5 separate regions of the Mus musculus genome follow, and all the other regions are linked to region 1. Evidence: chromatin loops called from intact Hi-C (ENCODE). Cell type or tissue: heart. All regions are shown on one strand.

Region 1 (4,000 bases):
GTCCTATGAGTCTCTTCTCCTGCTTCTGCTACTAAGAGGCTTGGCTTCCTCAGAAGGCCTCTCTGCGTATACAGGGCCTTTCCTTCCATCCCAGCTTTACCCTGTCATGATCCGAAGACTGAGGAGAGAAGTAAAACTGGCCCTGGGTAAAACCAAACCAAACCAAACCAAGGGAATATAAGCTTGGTTAGCACTGCAGAAAGTGTGTTCTTTGCACATCTATTCTCCTGTTTATTTGGCTTTCTGTGTTTTATTTAATGAGCACACATTTATTTTCAGGATATGCCAATGCAGCTTCTGACTTGACGCATATACAGTGTTTTCAATTTCACTGATGCTCAGGTTAGAATTTTCAATTAAACTTACACACATCTAGTACATCTTTTTTTCCCTTTATTTTCACTCATGTACTCTGGGGGAAAAAAAAAAACCAGTACTTTCAAAATTAAAGTTAACACGGGGCTGTAAACTTTGAGAGAAGCAATTATTTTGAATTATATTAGTAACCACACAGTTTGTCTTTTACAAGGCGGTGTGAATGATAGCAAGCTTTAACTAAATTCTATCATGATCTGAAGGCAGAGGCAAACTAACAATTAGCATATAAAACCCCGTGGAACAAAAGGAGCCTACTGTCAATCAAACAACCCCTGCAGGAGGCAATCAAAGATTTTATTGGGGTAAAATAACTGATAACCAGAATGCAGGAAGGCGACCCAACAAACATAGTTATAAAATTACCCTCCCCCAACACACACCCAAAAACCCCCAAAACCAAAAAAACCCTCCCCCAACACACATCCAAAAAAAAAAAAAAAAAAAAAAAAAAAGAAAGAAAAAAAAAAGAAAAAGAAACAAACACATCTCTACTCAATTTCTTAGGGAAGGTTCTGATTCCTAGCCTCTTGTTGCCTCATGTGTGGCCCTCACTAACATGAGGCTCTCCCCTGTGAATACTGAAGAAAGAAGAGGAGTGTCAGGGACACAGGGGCTCTTCCCTCGGACCATTGCGTGCGGCACCCTTCCCAGCGTGATCAACAAATAAAATGAAAATACTTTGCTTCCTTGCTACAAGATGCCATATTGCTGGAATATTTAGAAATATAAAAAGGTGGGACTTTAAACTTTCAGCTTTTGGTTAGAAATTATTAGTGCGTCACATATTGCCCTCCGGTGAGCCCTGGGAAACCCCGTTGCCCGGCCCTTCCTGGTAATCCAACCCAATGAGCTTCTTAAAGCTCATTTTGGAAGACATAGTCCTTATTGTTAGCAAATCGCACATGAATCGGGATCAAATTATTGGTTCGGCAGACCAGTAAGGGTACACTGGTCACCCTTGGCCTCTTGTCACTGGGGCACCCAGATTACCACTGCAAAAGGATAGTCCATGGCTCTCACAGTCTGTGCAACAGTGAGGCAGCCTGAATTTCCCTCACAGGAGGGGCTAAGCAGGGAGAGCTATGGGCAGGGCTGCGCCGCACCGCAATGCCGGATGTTCCCCATGCGCCTTCAGTGGACCCGGCTACGTTCCTAACATTGAGCATTTTTTGCTGCTGCAGCCTGGTTCTAGGTGGAACACCGTCACCCTGCAGACATAGTGGGACATTCATTTTTGTCATATCATTATTGCTTGGACACCCTCACTCTGAAGACCCGGCAGGGCGTCCTTAGGCTGTGGATCGTCACCCTGTGTGACAGCATGGATTATCCAGGTAGATGCTATACCACTGGGGCCGTGCGCCAGTCACCATTGGGGTACCCACGTTCTCTCTCTCCCCGTGCCCCTAAACCAAGGACCAAGAGTCATTCTTACCCGCTAGATGGCACCACAGAATGCATTCTTAAAGTGCATTCTGTCGCATTGCCACGCCTGCGCACTGAGATCCGCTGACTGCCTTGCTGCCATGGCCGCGGTGTACCGAGTATTTGTGTGGATAGCCTTCCCTGCCAACTCAGTGGAGCACCCTTAGGCTGCAAGTCTCCATCCAGTGTGGCTGCGCACCGATACCCTAAGGGTTGCTACCTCAGTAGAACCATTCTGATCAACTGTGGGGCCTCATTGTGTGGGCTGCCGGCCTCGTGGACTGGCGTTCCTACCCGGTAGAGGGCGCCGCAGAATGTGTCTCCACCGAGCAGATTGCCGCATTGCCGCACCTGCGCACTGAAGTCTGAGCGGACTCGCCCAGCAGACTGCGTCACAGCTGCCTGCATTCCAGATCTCGACAGACGTCTCTAAAGACTGCAGACTGCGGCACGGCTGGAAGCTGAGCGAACCCCTTTACTACAGCTCTGTGACCACGAACCGAAGAGGACCCGGTGGCTTGTTAGCCCATCTTATTGAGATTTTAGGCCTTGTGTGATAGCTCATCCAAGCGCTGGTGCTATGTAGACGATCATTGCCGCGGCTCTCCGGCCAGCTTCGGCTCTCCGGGAAGATCCGCGGCCTTTACTCTGAAAATGGTTGGATAGAAGACCTGCGACACTGCCGCGGAGCCGGGAGTTTTTCACTTGTGGTGGTGACCGAGGAATGGGCAAAAGGAGGCACAGAAAAAGCCCAGATATCTGTGTCGGTGCAGTTCGTGCGAGGATACCTTCGAGCGTTGAGATACCTTCGAGCACAGAACCCTGCAGCTTGCGATGCAACGGAGAGCTTGGCCGATCTTTTTACCCTGGAGACGCTAGCACAGAGGCTCGCCATCACCCTGTGGATAGGCGCATTGTGGTTGTAGCACAATGATGAGCCATGGAGGTCTCCACGCTTGGCTGGGACTTGGGCGTATGCCGTTACCCAGCCAACGCCTGTACAGCTCTTTGTTATCTTAATCCTGGGGAATTACATATATTTGTGGCTGCACTTCAGTGACTGAACGGATGTTCTTACCTTGGGGATAGAGGCACAGTGGAGCTGCGCACGGATACCCAACGAAGCAACCTTAGAGGGTGGATCACTTGAATGGTTTTGGTGGCGCACTAAGGTTCTGCATGATATTTTTTTTCCCCGCGGATGGTGGCGCAGCAGAGCTGTGCACAGATAACCTCAGAGTGCCTCACCCTATATGGCTGCTGCTTGCGCACTAAGGAATCAAATGGATATCCTTATTTTGGATGATGGTTTAACAGAGTCTGAACTACTTGGCGGATGCCTGCATTGTGGTGGCTGAGCACCAAGTGCCCGAGTGGATTTTAACCTGAGATGTTGGTATAGCAGAAACCCGTATTTGTGGATAAGTGCATCTTGACAGCTGCGTTTGAAAAGCCTAAGAGGATCTTATCCCGAGGATGGTGTTTCTGAGCATCCTTACCCTGAGTGTAACTACATTGTGACTGCTGCACACTAAAAATTTGGGCTTCTTTGATTTATTTATTTATTTATTTATTTTGCCCTAAGGATAAGGGCATTGTGAAACGTCCTTCCTTCCTTTGTGTGGTGGCTGTGTACTAAGGATCAGAGAAGATTTTATTCCGGGAATGGAGGTGGAGTATTTAGACCCCGCAGGCCACTCTGTGGCCATAGCTGCATACAAAGGTTGGGTATGGTAAGAGCGATCATCTTTACCATGTGGATATATACATTGCAGCATCTGGGCATTAAGGATCCAGGCTGATGTTATTTTGGAGCTGGTGGCACAGTGAGAAGCGTCCTTTTACTGTTCCATTGTGTTGGCTGTATACTAAGAATCTAGGCAGATACCCTTATCTTGGGGACGAAGGCACAATGGAGCGCCCTTGCCCAGATGGTAGCCTCATTGTTGTGGCTGCACATTAAGATCTGGAATTGTTAAGGCTGCGCCCATCACGGCTGCATCTGTTTCCCCAGGATCTGGGCGGGTCATTTTGCTCTGTGTGTAGGCAGAGGCACAGCTGGAAGCTGGATGGCCGACCTCAGCTTTGTGCAGCACTGTGTCACCTTGGAGCCCTGCTCACCCACTGGATTTCTCTTATTCTGTGAATAGTTGCATTCTTGGGTCCATACTCTACAGACTAAGAACGTGGGTGGGAT
Region 2 (4,000 bases), 600 kb after region 1:
CATGTGCAAGTCTTCGATCTGTGTTTCCATTTATGGTAAAGGGCAAGGAAGTTACTTTTACCATGGTACTGATGACTGTAGACTCAGGTAAAAGAAGGCCTATATGACAACTCCATACACTCTCAAAGGTAACAGCCTAAACAGAAAGCAATCAAAAAGAACTTTTTGTGATTAAGATGCTAAAGTGAGGCTCTTCACAATTAATGACTCTGGTATGGGGTGTGTGGGGAAGGAAATGGTTTTCTTTAAGACTCTGGCCACTGGGAGTTTGATCAGGCCCCGTGAGTATCTGACAATATAAATTGGATTTCTTTTTTCCTTCTTTCTTGGGGGTGGAGGGTGTCACAGGGGTAGAGGGGCAACAGACTGGGATATGGATATGATGGGATGCATGATGAGAAATTCTCAATAATCTATAAAAATATTATAAAAAGAGAGAGTAGAGATTTGTGGATGTGCCTCAGCACAGCCTACACAGCAAAGCAGGTGATTGCTGTTAAAGTAAGAGTGAGCCAGAAAGCCCACTGAGTCGCGTTATTGCTTTCCAAGTGAAAATGAACCTAAGATTTAGAGAAAGGGAGCAACAAGTCCAATCTCAAGGTGAGACAGCAGGGTGAGGATTCGGTCTTCCAGCTCACTCCAGAGACAAAGTGCAGTATAGAGTCTCCTGCTAGGGTCTTCATTTTCTCTCCAGAAATATGTGCTCAGGGTCCCCAAGAAGCTAGCCCCTCTGTGTTTAGCATTCACAGTCACAGGAATCCCAGGGGAAATCTGACTCAACATTTTGATGCAGACAAGATCACACTTCTCCAAAGTCCCCTGCAATCTAAGCTGGGGAACCAGTAGAGAAGAGATCGTAGGTCTAGATCGAGCTGGTGAGAAGGGTCTGCCTTTTCACGCTTTATTATTATTATTATTATTATTATTATTATTTTAAGCATGACATTTTCAGTCAGCCTATGAGTTTTGACCAATTTCCTTTTTCTCATTGGACACCAGTTAGAGTTACTTTCTATCCTCAGTAATTCCAGCCTGACCCTGGTGTGAGACTTGCATATTCAGAGACTTGCAGGATACAGGAGGTGAATATCTGAAGCATATCATGAGTATATCAGCCAGACTTGTAATTTCCATGGACTGACTGTAGACTCAGCAAGCAGCAGGTGTCTAGGTTCTGCAGCAAGATCAGTCTTGACAACAGTGCTGGCTTCTCATTCAGGTTCAAAGCTTCCTTATTTGGAAGGCCACAAGACAGAAGTATGATTGGCACCAGTGTGAATGTAGAAAAGATGGAAAGCCCAAGGCAGAGCACGCAGCAAGCCCACTGTCATGGTGGCTCTGGCTGACGTTGCTCTAGTGATTTCACTGTTCAACCTCAGAAGGATGTTTAAAGCTTGGTTATAAAAAAAATCTCAGGTGGACGCTGGGGTCATCTGTTTGATGGGTGGCTGAGTCACTCTGCTGAAGAGCACAGCGGAGGGCGGGTTCTGATGGACTATAAAACCTGTGAGTGGGAAGAGACGTGGGCTGGTTTTGTTTTTCTAAATTGCGCTGTTTCCACCAAGTTCTGTTTCCATGAATCCGAAGAGGCTTTTTCAGAGCCGGGCTTGGAGGCAGCTGCAGAACCAAGCAGCCATCTCTTTCTGGCCACACAGTGCCCTCTGGTGGCCGAGAGCCTGTGCATTGGCGGCTCCTGCATAGAGGGGATGCAGGCCAGCTTTCTAAGGCTCTCTGGGCTATTTTGCTTCTTAGTAGGGGAGCTCTGGGAGAAAAGAGCAAGGGCACAGAAAACACAGAGCAGGATAGAGCAGTGTTGCTGACTTGGGCGATTAGCTGCAGTTCCTTGCCTTTTCTCAGTTCCCTGTTAAAGTAGGTGAATGGCTGAAGTACCTCTAGAATTGTCTGATACATCTGCATTTTAAGCAACCGTTCTCTGCTACATGAATTTCCTAGAACTGAAAAAAAAGATTGTGGTTATTGTTCTTTTCATAGGTGTTAGCTAGCTGCTAAAAGTGGAAGCTCACAGATCTCTACCATCTCTGCTTTATTCCCTAGCTCAAAAGACCCAGAGCGGGGAAACAGCAAAGCAAGAAAATAATGATTTCAGTTGCTGCACTGACATTGAACGTTTAAAATTTTAAGACCTTTGAGTTGATGCACAGTAATTGTGCATATTATGGGGTATTGTGTGATGTTTTATACATGTGGGCAGAGTCTAATAAATCAGGGTAATTAGCATATCCGCCTCTAGCAGTTATCATTTCTTTGTGGAGAGAACATTAAACATTTTTTCTCGTTTGAGCTATTTTGTATTCCTCTAAACTAGTCATGCAGCGTTCTCATTACTATTCCAGGCTTGCTCTGTGGAGAGCCACGGAGTTAATAGTTCCAATAACCACACCCAATCCACAGGGCACATCAAGGACTGAATCACATAAGCAGAGTCCTCAGGGGAAAACAGGAAACTGTTGAGGTCCCGTTTACCTCAAAAGGATAGCTAGGAAAGGATACTGAGGGCGACAGTCTGATGGTACTGTACAATGCCAAGTTATTTTAAGCAAATAATGCACACAAGCATCTAGAAGTAATAAAACCACAGGCAGAAATTATTAAGGAGTTTTCAAAGAACACAAGAGATGAAAGTAGGGTAGTGGTTAGTAGACCTACCAGCCAGATGGACAATTAAGCAGCTATTTAAAATTAGAATAGGAGGCATGATGGTGGAGACAGGCAATTGTAAGACAAACCCATGGGCAGAGTGCAAAGTGGCAGGCACTCATACCTAAAGAGGATGCGCACATCACCGACAGTACCAATTTATAAAGATGACATTGAATTAGGACTGTCCTGTCTTATGCTGACACAAAAATGAAGATTTCTTTTATAAAGATCTCTACACAGTTTAAGGTTTATCTTTCTCTGTATTAAAATGCAAAGGCTCAAGCTTATTCCCGGCTGTGCAATATGAAATCAAGGTGAGGCATAGCTTCAGAAGGCCTATTTTGAGGGGCAGTTGTTTGTGCTCAGGCCTGAACTGGTGACAGAGCTCCTGAAGATTAATAGTTAGGGAAGTTTTAGCAGTCACTGGAGATGAAGTATCCAGGGTATTAGGGGGGGTTGTGCCTGCTAAGTACATAGACTTGCTGTATCCATCTTGCTGTTGGCCCAACTAACCCTTTTGAACAGCGTCCCAACAGCACCCACCCAAAAAGCGCCCCATGAGGATTATGTAGGCTAAAGGTTTAGAAAAAAAAATTGGGAAAGTTCATAGAGCCAGCTGCTTAATATCACTCCCATCATGGTAGTTGCTTTCATGCAAGAGGCTACAAGATGTCCCACAAAATTTGAATTTTAGAATAGGAGTTCTCTGTGGCTCCCTGGGAAGATGAGAGGCAAACATGGAACTGGAGAACAGAGATTTAAAAGAAAAAAAAAGCAACAAATTCTCCACCCATATTTGAGGGTGGGTGCTGGTTTTACCAACAAACCAGGGTTGTTGTTTTTTTCCCTCCAGCATCTCTACCCTAGGCACATGACAGTAAATATGACATTACACAGTCTTTATATTTTCATTTCACACCCATGACACTGAAAAGAAGAATCCAGCAAGCAAATGAACATAGCCTTCTGAGTCCGCCGACTGGGCAACAAACAGTACCAGAAACTGCATAGCCATGAGTCTGTTGTCTTTTATCTTTTGTTTCACTCTTCACCAGGCCCATAAAGCTAGCAGAGGACGAGTGGGCTGAAGAACCTCTGAGTGGAAAATGTAGCCAGAGCTGCGCTCTGTCCCCAGAGAGCTTCTTTCCTGTGGGCTCTCAGGATGCTGTAAAGCAGAACAGCAGCATCGCAGTGCAGCTTGCATGGTGTTTGAGTATTCCACGGCTGAGGACAGAGGTTTTAACAGGAAGACATATAAATGGCTCACCAAGCAAATGAGAAAAACAGTAGGGGAAAGGCCATGCAAGGCCCAAATCAGCTAATGCTGTGTAGGCAATAG
Region 3 (4,000 bases), 730 kb after region 1:
TGTCGTTGCGTTTTATGTTATCATTACATAATTCCTGAGCCTTCATACTTTAGTGAAGGTGGCTATTTAGTTCATAGTTCTGTATACTCAAAAGTCATAGGTAGAGTAGATTCATAGTAGATTACTCTGTAATGAGGGACCCTTCATTGGATCATGATTTGAGAGACGGAAAGGGAAGCCACCATGTGCAGAAGGGCCTGCTGTGTAGGAGGGCTAACTTTATAAAAATCAGTTGGGAAAACACATTGCTAATCCCTTCCAGATCATGCCTACTATGTCACAACTTCACCAGCTCTCATCGCCTCAGTCTTAGACACACAATCAAGAAGATCAAGCCTATGGCTGCCACATGAGCCCTCAGAGATCAAAGCAAATGGGGGCCATCACAGATGCTTGCCTCATTGACCTCCTATAAGAGAAAGAGGAAAGGGAGATGATACAGGCCAATCGTGTGCTCAGAACAATGCCGGACAATTCAGTGTTCAGGGTCCAGCAGCTGCCATAATTAATGAGTATTTACTTGTTCTCAGTGTCTACTTATAAACAAACCTGAGGTTTGTATCCGATGCCTTTAAAACTATGGACTCAGCTTGAGGGTCAACTGCACTGTCTATGGTTGGTCTTTCTTGACTGCCCTCAGCCTTTTCCTACAGGCCCCTGGATTCTGAGCCTTTACTAATGTCCTGAGGATATCACTAACACCTCTCCTTCCACCCTACTGTTTCTGACTCCTGTGCAGCTCTGTACTTAGATGCTTGTCTTAGCTCTAAGCTACTACCTTCACCTGTGGTCCTTATTCCTGCCCATTTGTTCCTCCCTCCCACCACCAACATAATTTCCTTTAGGTTCAGGTACCCTGTGGTTATGGCATGAGCCTTTTCAACCCAGATTAGTGGTGCATTGGGCCACCACTCTATATAATGCATCATAGCCCAGCAACTAAGTTCCCTGCTACCTATTCATAGGTAGCTTCCCAGTCTCACTTGCACAGTGAGGCCTCTGGAGGAGCCCCACTGCATATCAGGTACCCTTCTATCCTTTCTCTATGCCTCCTGGTCTCTGTGATGGTTCCACCTCCTTATAGCCAACATATCACCCACCACCTACACCAAGCACCAATTATAAAGCAGTTATCAATAATAGTTAGCAATCAATCAACAGCTAAGCACACAGTCAGTGCTATTCCGGCTTTATGTGGACGAATCTACCAGGACAGTCTTAGGTACCATTATCCCTCTCATCTTATATATTAAGTTGCAGTCAGAGGCCGAGCTGTGGGCCTCTGGCAATGGGATGAAGACCATCCTCTCTCCTAAGTCTCACACTTCTGTGTCCTTTACATCTGAATTTACAGACACTAAAGTCAGCTTCCCAAGCAAATACAAGCTGTTTTCCCAGCTAAAACTGTCTCTAAGCAAGATGACAGTCATCCTTCATTATCTTCATTCTGCCTTCCTGGCCAGCCTCAGACACTGCGGCTGATGCCTGTTTTCATTCCAGAAAGTTCCTCCCCAGGTGATCCCTGCACAGGCTCAGTATTGCCACACTGCAGGGGTGAGCGGAGCACATAGGAAGTTCTTTGCTGCCCCCTGCTGTTCAGCATGAGCTATGAGGGGGGAAAGAACCTGACAGATTGTCTTCCTCCCCCAAATGTCGGTCTCAGTTTCCATGGATCTTGTTTTGCAGAGGTCTCTCTTAATGCAGTTTAGTTTAGTGTAGCATTTTCCAGACTTGATTTCCATCTCCTCGTGGCAGATGCTTAAGCGAGTCCCCCAGCTAACCCAGGTTGTAGCCCAGCATAGGGAAAGTACACTCAACAAAAAGCCCAAACAGGGATCTGATAGATGCCAACTCTCTCCTCATATGAGACTGGCCACCGAAAATGTCATTTTCTAAACATCTCTCCATATTAAAGACGGATTAAATCAACACTTCACTGTGCTGTTTAAGAACTGCTGGGCTGTTGTGATCATAAAAAGATAAAGAAATAATAAGATATGTTCTATGGGGGTGTGGTGAGGTGTGGGAGAAAGGGGTGCCTTAGCCAGCCCATGCCAAGGCATTCTTCCCCCTGAGAGACCAGCCACACTATGGTATAGCATAGAATAGAGTTTATTTAGGACATGGGGAGGGGAGTTAAGAGAGTAGTAGAGGCAGAGAGAAGGAAAGAGAAGTAGAGGCCAGCCATGACCACGGGGAGAGAGGGGGGAAGGGAATGGAGAGGGGGGGAACAAGGGGGCAAGAGGCAAGAGAGTAAGAGAACAAGAGAGAGAGGAGGGGGCAAACAGACACTCTTAGAGTGGGCCAGACCTACCTGGCTGTTGCCAGGTAACTGTGGGGTGGAGCTTAGACAGAATCCCAACATGGGCCACTGGTTTGTCCTCTGTTTCAGCTGGAGAGAAAAAAAAGGGCCAAATGTTAAGGAGGGCACCAAGCAACACAAAGAAAGGAAAGGAAACCACAAATATCCCTGTGTTAACATCCTTTCACTTGAGAAGTGGCTCACCTGTGAAGTCTTCATTGTTGGTAGAAGAGCTGATGCTCAAAGTGCTAGACACTGGTTGGGGAAGGGATCAAATCCCCAAAGGAAGAGAAGCCTAGTGAATAAAGGATGGACAGTAAATGCAGACCAAAGAAGGCTCCTGCACTTGTCTTCATGGTCCCCTGACCTGGAGGTGCCTGGCGGCACCTGGCGGCAGGTGTGCCTGACAACTTAACTCCCGCAGCCAGTCCCAGAGACCCAGGTTAAATGACGAATAAACAAAAACAAAAACAAAAAAACAAAACCCCTCACCTCCAGCAAAGCTGTTGGCACCTGGAAATGGAGATGAAAGATGATCTGCATTCAAGGACCTCACGACTGTCTCTTTGAACTCCAGAACTATCTCTCATTTCAGCATTGAGGTTGCCTCCCACACATCAGTACCAGGAGCAGAATCCAGGCCCCAGATCCAGGATCCAGCTCTCTGCTGCTCTCTGGTTCCTCATTCTTTCTCTTGCTTTCTTTCTCTCCTCCCAACTTCCCTCTTCCTCCCCCCTCCCTCCGCTCCCCTTCTCTGTGTGTTGTTTTTAGATTATTTATTCAATAGTGCATAGTAACTGTACAACAGTATGAGTCTAACATTTCCATAATGCTCACTGGTCATCTCATCTCCATTCTTATTGCACCCTCCCCTTAATCCATCCATTATACCTTTCCCAAATAGTCCCCAATCGACTTTTAGGTCTCTTTGTAAAAGCTGGCTCTTTACATATGAAAGAAAACATGCATGAGGTAGAGTGACTGTCAGACTACAATCTGGCCATAAGGGGAACTTAGTGTACTTTTGACACATCACCGCTTGTGCACACTGCCTAGTCAGTCATGTGCAGCCCATGAGGAGGAGATGGATTTTAGATGATGGGGAAATGTTTCAGGGAGGTTCTGGAAAGACGTTTGGTTGCCACAGGCTCCTGGCCACCTTGGACTCAAGTCAATTTCTCCATTTCCTGTGTCTGTGGGGTGGGAAAGTAGCCTCTTTGAGTGACCACCTCCCCTCCGAGATTATTTCCCTTGCCAGCCCTGCCACCCTCATATACCTTGTCCAACAGTTTCAGTATTCATACCTGTGTCACTAAGATTTGATTACATAACATTGGACCCCCTCATACACAGCTCCAACCTCAGGTACTCCACTGTATGAAGTTTGAAGAATCACACAGGTTTCAGGCTGTGTGACTATAGCAGACTGGCTTAGGGAAGAAGGACTCGTACAGACACCCTACAGTGTGAATGATGGACCTTACCCTAATAGGATCTGAGAGCTAAGGTTTCAGGGCTGCCCTTCGAGACTCCTGAACTCTAGACAAATCCCTGAGTCTCATTCTCATCTTCATTTTTTTTCTTCTCTTTTTTTCCTTTTTTTTTAACCTTCAAAATGTTAAGGCAGTACTGGGATTGATAGTCAGAGAAAAAATAAAGGAAAATTAAACTAAACCCACACACGACTCAATAGGAAGC
Region 4 (4,000 bases), 240 kb after region 1:
CACAATAAGATCAGAAGCCAGAGTCTAGGGAAAAGCCAGGCTCATGGTTTTCATGATAGTTCTCTGATGAGAATTAGCCAGCTTTGCAAAGTCAATATTAATTCCTTCTGAGAGAAATGCTGCTATGACTTGACTACCTTCAGAAGGTCCTACCTCTTAAAGGCTCTGCACTCTCAGCGCTGACATACTGAGAACATAATTCCAGCACATGGTGGAATACTCTTGAAATAAATGGAAGGCACAGTGCATTGTTGTAAGATTATTCAGCCTAGCAATGGTGCCAGTCAATATATTTACAATACATGAGAACAGCTTCTAATATGGTCTACTTGGATCACAGAGGGTGTCTCTTGAGGAGAGGAGGGGAGAAAGGGATGAGGCCAAGAAATCTACAGGGGCTGACAGAGACTCTACCTCAATGAAACTTGGTTGTGCTATTGTTAGCTTGACAGAATCTAAAATAACCTGGGCAAGTGGCCTCTGAGCATGCCTATGAGAATTAACTTTATTATGTTAGTTGATATGGGAAGACTCATCTTAATTGTAGGTGGTCAGGGGATCCTAAATAGTATAAAACAGAAAATGAGCTGAGCACTTGCCTACATTATCTCACTACTCTCTGCTTCCTGATAATGGATTAAACAGCCCTAATCATGTTCCTGATGTCATGCCTTCCCACCATGCCTTCCTAACTCTTGAACTGTGGTCCAGAATAAACATTGCATCTTTTGAGTTGCTTTTGTCAAGGTTTATGTTTTTTCATAGAATGGGAGCAGAAACAAAGATGCATGCTTTTCTCGAAATATGAAATATGAAATATGCTCTAGAATGTTTCTTAACAAAAAGAAACAATCCTAAATTGAACTGAGAGTGAGGTGGTTCTATTGTGACATGCCACGTGACAGAATATTATACAGTGGATTAATATACAACCAGCTCAGAAAAGAGGATTGTGGTGATTTCAATAGATATGGACCCCATAGGCTGACATGTCTGAATGCTTGGCCCATAGGGAGTGGCACTATTAAGAGGTGTGGCATTGTTGGAGAAACGGTGATCTTGTTGGAAGAAGTGTGTCACTGTGGGAGTTGGCCTTGAGGTCCCTTATGCTCAGTCTCCTTCTGGTGCCTACAAATGAAGATGTAGAACTATTGGCTCCTCAGGCACCATGTCTGCCTGAACACTGCTATGCTTTATTCCATGATGATAATGGACTGAACCTCTGAAACTGTAAGCCAGCATCAAGAAAATGTTTTCCTTTATATGAGTTGCCATAGTCATGGTGTCTCTTGACAGCAATGAAACCCTAACTAACAGAAGGACAGAAATGTACAATAGGTTTCATTTTAGGTACTTGAAATTCCAAAAGTAAATTGATACATTTTCAAGAGATATGTACACAAGTAGAAAACATTTAAAAAACAAGAAAGAAAAGATAAATGAATAATGAACAAAAAAGTTAGCACACTGAGGGAAAAAAGGATAGGGCTTGTGAGAAAAAAACATAGTTTTGGGAATTAAGTGATGTTATATTTCTTCACTTGCATAGTGGAAACTTATTTCTATGTCTTTTTCCAAAAAAAATTCAATACTCAAATCAGGTGACAAGCACTGTTACAGACATGGCTTTTGGGGAAAGGATGTCCTTTGGCACTGACTGAGAAAACCATAAAAAATCCTTCCTTTCTTCCTTCACCTTTGTAATTTAGTTTGCCATTTCAAACCTGCTGATTAATCACACAATGCTTCTGGTAGCCACCTAGGACAGCGCCTCCCTAAACCGAGTGAAGTCATAGAGATTTCAGGACCCTGGACAGCTCTCCAAGGCTCCTCAGCACCGTGGACAGCGCCTCGCGGTTGGGTTTTTTTTTTTTTTTTTTCAGCACCGAGGACAGTGATCGCACCTAATCTCGTTGTAAGAGTCCCTACAGTGGTTCTCAACCTTCCAAATGCTGAGACCCTTTAATACAATTTCTCATGTGGTGACCCCAACTATAAAATTATTTTTTTCCGCTTCGTAATTGTAATTTGCGACTGCTATGGATTGTAATATAAATATTTGTATTTTCCTATGATCTTAAAGGACTCTTGTGAAAAGTTCTTTAGAACACTCAAAGGGGTCTTAACTCACAGGTTGAGAACCGCTGCTAGAAGTGGCAGATGGGAGTAAGTCAAGACGAAGCCAGATTCCTCTCTCCATCCCCCACTAAGCTGGTAGGCAACTGCAAAATGAAACCCAGAACTCCTGATCCCTGGTCTAACGTTCAGTCCATCTTTGCTGGCTTTGTTTAAATACACAAGAACTGTCAAAGGAGAGGTTCCCAAGAGGCATATGTGGCTTTCTTGTGAACCTATGAGAGGTGAACTTTGCAGCTGGCCTTGCCAGGCTCAAATCTTGACTCTGCCCTTGCCAGCCTAGTGAACCCTTGCAATATTTTATTGTGGACTGTGTTTTTGGGAGAATTCAGCAATGCAAAGTAGATGTAGACAGCAATGTGTACAACTAAAAAAGGAGATTTCCAAAGCTTTCCCCACCCCCTTGGTGAATTTCAATCAGAAAGATATCATTTTTATGGGATATTTGAACCTGAGAGATGATAAAACAATATTATTTTATATTCTCTTCTTTGGAAATAAACCAAGGAAAATTACAACACAAAGTCTTGGCCTCTTGTGACTACAAAGCATCAGAGGATGTCTTAGCTTTGTCCAGCTCTGCTCATTTAAGATCTTCAATGATTCAGTGACCATTGCCTAACAGGTCCTATGTTTGCTGTGCTATGAGAAGCCAGAAAAAGACATGTGATGTTGTGTTTCCAAAATATCTCAATGGGAGCCACTGTATGCCATGGCTCACACCTTTAATCTCAGCACTCAGGAGGCAGAGGCAGAGGCAGAGGCAGAGGCAGAGGCAGAGGCAGAGGAGGCAGAGGAGGCAGAGGCAGAGGCAGAGGAGGCAGAGGAGGCAGAGGAGGCAGAGGCAGAGGCAGAGGCAGAGGCAGAGGCAGAGGCAGAGGCAGAGGCAGAGGCAGATAAATGTCTGTGAGTTTGAAGCCATTCTGGGCTACATAATGAGTTTGAGACCACAGAACTTCACAGTGAGACTCTGTTTCAAAAATAAAATGTCCAGAGAGTCTCAAATGTCAAGAATCATGAACTGCACACAGAATTCCTAGAATTTACACAGAATGATGGATTCTTTTTAGATACCATTAGGTTCCTTATGCTAATGTTTTATGTTGATTTTTTAACCTATATTCATAAGTACCCTGGTCTGTAATTCACATTTTTGCCTTATTTGTATGAAAATTGTTCTAGATATATGGAATGAGTAAGGGAATTTCAGGATTTAACGTAGTTTAAGTACCGTGGAAGTGACTAGGATTTAGAAGTTAGACAAGTCTGAAGTGTGAACTTGCCTGAGCTTGGTCCCTTTCACTGAGCTCTGATAACTGATATTGCCTATGGTAGTTGGTATATTAAAATTTCCCTTTTATTCTTATATTGATTTTTGGCAACATACTTCCACTGGGAAATTGTCTCTTTCCTTGAGATTTCCAATGTCTTATCATATGCTTACTTATTCTTCTTTCATAATTATTTTTTTATTTCCCCTGTCTCTGCACTTAAGCTGACCAATATCTGTTTTCTCACTTCAATCCTGTCTAATTTTACTCTTTCTTTATATTCCCTGTAGTTGGATACATGAAGGTTTCATTCTTATTTTATTAGCTACGTCGAAGAACTAGCTCTTGCACTTACTTCTTTCCACTTTTTTATTTTTATTTTGTTATGAGACAAGATCTCACTGTGGAGCCCTGGCTGTCCTGGAACTCTCTATGCAGACCAGAATGGCCTTGAATTTACAAAGACTAGCATGCTTTTACCTCCTGGGTGCTGGGATTAACAGGATGCCCTTGATTTATTTTCTTCCATTAGTTTCAGTCTTTATCAATCTCCTCCTTCTTATGTCTTATTGATTCTCCTAAATATTTGAGAC
Region 5 (4,000 bases), 63 kb after region 1:
TCTTGAAAAGATGATCGATAGCAGGGATCTTGTACAGTCATGAAATCGCATGTTTCAAAATTACTTGTGAAGACATATGGTGTCCGGTGGAAGATTGATGAGTGAACACTGGTGGTCTTTGTTTCTTGTATGCCACATTCTTTGGGAACAGGGAAGGTCAGTTGGTAAGGAGACCCACTGTGCACAGCTGGCCCTGGGAACTTTCATCGATGTCACCTGCCTTACTTAGCTGCTGGCCTATCTTCCTACCTTAATGTTGACTGACTGAAGCCACATACCCCGATTAACTGATGTGTTGGCTATACCAGCATACTATCTGCCATGATACAGGCACCAGTACTCAGTTGAATTGTTGATAAGTAATGCTGAGGTGACGTGGACAGTGGATGCTGTGGACAGAGAAAGGAAGAGCAGCCCAATATGCACTGATGGGGAGGACCAGAACCAATGAAGCTGTCTGTGAAGACAGTGGGAACACAAGTTGCTCCTCCTGTGAATTTGGCGGAAGCTGTGTGGCAGGGAGACCAGAGCCAGAGCCCAGGTCCTAAGGGCACACTGATAGGTAAGCTACAGAAGGAGGAGACAGTTATTGACCCTGCCATGTGCTTGAGTTATAATATATTCTGAATTGGTGAGATGACTTAGTGGGTAAGGGCACTGACAACCAAGACTGACAGTGTGAATTCAATACCTACACCCACCCAGCAGGAGAGAGATTAAGTACTGTGAGTTTTTCCCTGACCTCCCCCTCGAGCACATGTGCAGGGAGGAGGCATGTCTGTCACTGTGGCTATATGATGCCCCATTCACCAAGGAGTCATGAGGAGGAGTCTGTAGAAGGCACTGGAGCCCAGGGGGCATCAGAGTAGCATTTGGAAAGCTTGGAGAGATGACACAGGAAGTGGGAGCACTTGCCCTGCAAGCAGAAGGACCAGAATTTGCACCCCGGACCTCCCACAGACAATAGATAGGCAGAGACACAGAAGGGATCCCAGAAGCCAGCAAATCCTGGGTTTGAATGAGAGATCCTGCTTCAAAGAAAATACGGTAGAAAATAATCCAGGAAGATGCCAGAGCTCAACCTTGGGCTTCCACAGGCCCCTGCACACGTTTGTCACCTGCACACAGGTGCAAACACTTATTGAACATTTACACATTGCATATACCCCCACCCCAACATGCATAGGAAAAGAGGAACAAAGTAGAAGTTAGAGGCACTCCCACTCATGTTCACTCCAGCTCTGCCAGAGGGGTGAGTTGTGGAATCTTTATAAAGCCCAGCTCCTGCTACAGTTGTAGCCTGCAGAGCCAGGCATGTCACCCGAGTCGGCACTATCTTCCCCTCCTGGTCTTAGTCTCTGCCCAAGTAGCCTAGGCTCTTCTTTCTCTTTGTTTTCTCTGCTTAAGTAAATCCTCAGGAGAGGACGGATGGAGTATGGTGGTTCTCAACCTATGGGTCGTGATCCCCCCACCCTACTCTCCACCCCCCAGGATCAGAGAACCCTCTCAAGGGCGTTGCATATCAGATATCTCCTTCAGATCAGATATGTGCATTACGATTCATAACAGTAGCAAAATTATGGCTATGAAGTAGCAACAAAATAATTTTAAGAAACCCCCCACCACATGGGGAACCGTGTACGAGGGTTGTAGCCGTAGGAAGGTTGAGAGCCACTGACACAGTGGATGCTGCAGGGCATCTTGACGCCCTAAAGGGGGAGGGGTGGAAACCTAGACCTTGAGCCAGTTTCCTGCCTTGGACGGGCTGCTGAACTGCTCTGAGCCTGGCTTGTTCTTAGCTGAAAACAGTGGGACAATGCCATATAAAGAGACATATTTCTCCCTTTCTTCTGAAGCCGTTCAGACTTATTACCCAAGTCCATGCCTATGGGAAGTGTGGTGAGCAAAACCCATACCTGTTGCCATGTCTCCCACAGAGACGCAGGCCTTTGTCTCTCTGTGCCACTCCTCTGAACTATGTGCAGTGCCTGTTACTGCTGTAAAAGTAAAAAAAAAAAAAAAAAAAAAAGACTTTGCTGGTGTGCCAGTTAGTTATCTGCGAGATCCACGTTGATTGCATTTCTGCATCGGACATTCGAGTCTCTGTGTTTACATAGAAACTGTATGCTTTTCACACCTCTTCTCTGCTTGGGACAACTTGGCACCCCCTGCTGGGGACTGTGTTGAGAAGGCGTGTGCGTAGAAGTCTGTGTGCATGGGGAGTGTGCCTGGAACAGAACTTTGAAGAATGTGGACTCCTAGTGTGCACTAGATTTTCCTCTGAAATTCGTTCCCCAGAGTGTGAGAATACAACGTCCCCACCTTATTAGAAACATCATTCTTTCTTACGAAGGAATGAGCAGTTTGAAGGCTGTGTGACGTTTCACAGGTTTTACAACACTAGTATCATTAACTGGAGGGGCAGGCTTAATATTCTTCATGTTTATTGCGCTTTTGCCTTTCGGCCATGTGCCCTCTTGCATGTAATTTTATCGCATTTAATTTTTTTAAAAAAGAATTTAAGTATGTGGGGGCAGTGTTTGGGGAGTTCAGAAGAGGGCATCAGATCCCCTGTAGCTGGAGTTATAGGGGTAGGAGTTGCCCTGTGGAGGTGGTAGGAATTGAACTTCAGTCCTACGCCAGAGCAGAATGTGTTCTCAACCACAAAGCCATCTCTCAGCCCCATATTTTAATGTTTCTATTAATTTTTTTCATTGCCAGGAATTTTTGTGTGTTAGAGGTGACCCATTTTTAAAAAGACTTATATATGTATGAGCACATGGCTACCTTTATGTATGTGTACCACATGTGTGCCTGCTGCCCAAGGAGGTCAGAAGAGGCTCTTAGACCCCTTGGAACTGGAATTACAGACAGTTGTGCACCATCATCTGGGTGCTGGAAACAGAACCCAAGTCCTCTGGAAGAGCAAGTGCTCATAACTACTGAATTATCTTTCCAGCTTCATAACTTTTCATATTTTGAGACAAGCATTTGACTGTATATGTATGAGGTGTGTGTGTACAAGTGCACAAGGAGACTAGTGATTGGGTGGATGGGTTACCTCGTGAGGGTGCTGGGAACTAGGGACTTCTGTAAAATCAGTGTCTCGTGTGGGGCTTGTGAGTGTTTTCCTTCTATCTATATCTACTCTGAGGAGCTCACTGGACTGTGTTCAGAATCATCGTTCCAGTTCTTTTCTGGAGAAAATCTCACAGTATTATTATTTATGAACTTAAAAAATAAAATAAAATAAGACCATTTGTTAGAATTTGTCAGGAAAGAATCCTAACCTAGAGATTTTTTGAGAGGATTTTAAGAGAGAATCTATTTGATTGATTTAACGGGTTGAGGACTTTTTAGATCATTTACTTTTTCTTGGATTAATTTTGTCAGTCTGCGCCCTGTGTCCTCTGGGTTGTCACACTGGTGGGATTGGAACTCTGTGGTGTCTTCACCCTAACCTAACAGTGACTTTGGTCCTCTTTGTGTCATTTCTCACTCTTTTTATTTTTCCTTTAAAGTTTATCATAAAATTATAGACTGACAAAGACTCTTCGCCAGCATTACATTCGACAGAGGGCTAATATTCAGAATTTATTAAAAAACGCAAGAAGTTAGACACCAACAACCCAAATAACCCAATTTAAAAATGGGGTACAAAGTTAAACAGAGAATCTCAACAAAGGAATCTCAAATATCCAAGAAGCACTTAAAGACATGAGTCTTAGTCATCAGGGAAATATAAATCAAACAACTCTGAAGTTCCATATTATACCCACTAGAATGGCTAAGATCCAAAACTTAAGAGATAGCACATGCTGGTGAGGATATGGAGTAAGGGGAACACTCCTCCATTGCTGGTTGGAGTACAAACTTGTACAAACACGTTGGAAATCAATTTGGTGGTTTCTTAGAAAACTGGGAATAGTTCTACCTCAAGATCCAGCTATACCACTCCTGGGCATATACCCAAAAAGATGCCGCACTATACCACAAAGAC

The links. Hi-C counts contacts between places; a loop is a spot of excess contacts. Peaks named below come from ENCODE experiments on the same cell type or tissue, not always from the same donor. Only the 100,000 strongest peaks of a DNase experiment are listed, where the experiment ranks them.
Region 2: a loop joins it to region 1, with 8 times the contacts of the local background. A loop is called at or near these places in 9 of 42 quality-filtered maps.
Region 3: it touches region 1 in a loop (2.5-fold over the local background); 8 of 42 quality-filtered maps call a loop at or near these places.
Region 4: a loop joins it to region 1, with 3.0 times the contacts of the local background. A loop is called at or near these places in 5 of 42 quality-filtered maps.
Region 5: it touches region 1 in a loop (2.1-fold over the local background); 2 of 42 quality-filtered maps call a loop at or near these places.

Annotation. Positions count from the first base shown.
Region 1 is chr15:72,808,196-72,812,195 of GRCm38, reverse strand. The region is part of intron 16 of Trappc9 (trafficking protein particle complex 9); the gene reads left to right. Peg13 (paternally expressed 13) reads left to right here and starts at 1,872. Exons shown (of 1, transcript NR_002864.2): 1 at 1,872-4,000. In heart, CTCF peaks have their summits at 1,858 (motif pointing right), 2,058 (motif pointing right) and 2,979; DNase peaks (open chromatin) are centred at 1,375, 1,875, 2,165 and 3,805; H3K4me3 peaks cover 3,082 bases; H3K27ac peaks cover 1,600 bases.
Region 2 is chr15:72,203,807-72,207,806 of GRCm38, reverse strand. No RefSeq gene overlaps it. Among named protein-coding and RNA genes, the nearest start is that of Gm23217, 50 kb to the left of the region's middle. In heart, a CTCF peak has its summit at 1,665 (motif pointing left); no DNase peak of the experiment used is centred here.
Region 3 is chr15:72,081,413-72,085,412 of GRCm38, reverse strand. It overlaps a transcript of Col22a1 not described here. Among named protein-coding and RNA genes, the nearest start is that of Col22a1, 49 kb to the right of the region's middle. In heart, a CTCF peak has its summit at 1,598 (motif pointing left); no DNase peak of the experiment used is centred here; H3K27me3 peaks cover 492 bases.
Region 4 is chr15:72,566,556-72,570,555 of GRCm38, reverse strand. No RefSeq gene overlaps it. Among named protein-coding and RNA genes, the nearest start is that of Kcnk9, 21 kb to the right of the region's middle. In heart, a CTCF peak has its summit at 1,809; no DNase peak of the experiment used is centred here.
Region 5 is chr15:72,745,110-72,749,109 of GRCm38, reverse strand. All of the region lies in intron 17 of Trappc9 (trafficking protein particle complex 9), which reads left to right. Among named protein-coding and RNA genes, the nearest start is that of Peg13, 63 kb to the left of the region's middle. In heart, a CTCF peak has its summit at 2,170 (motif pointing left); no DNase peak of the experiment used is centred here.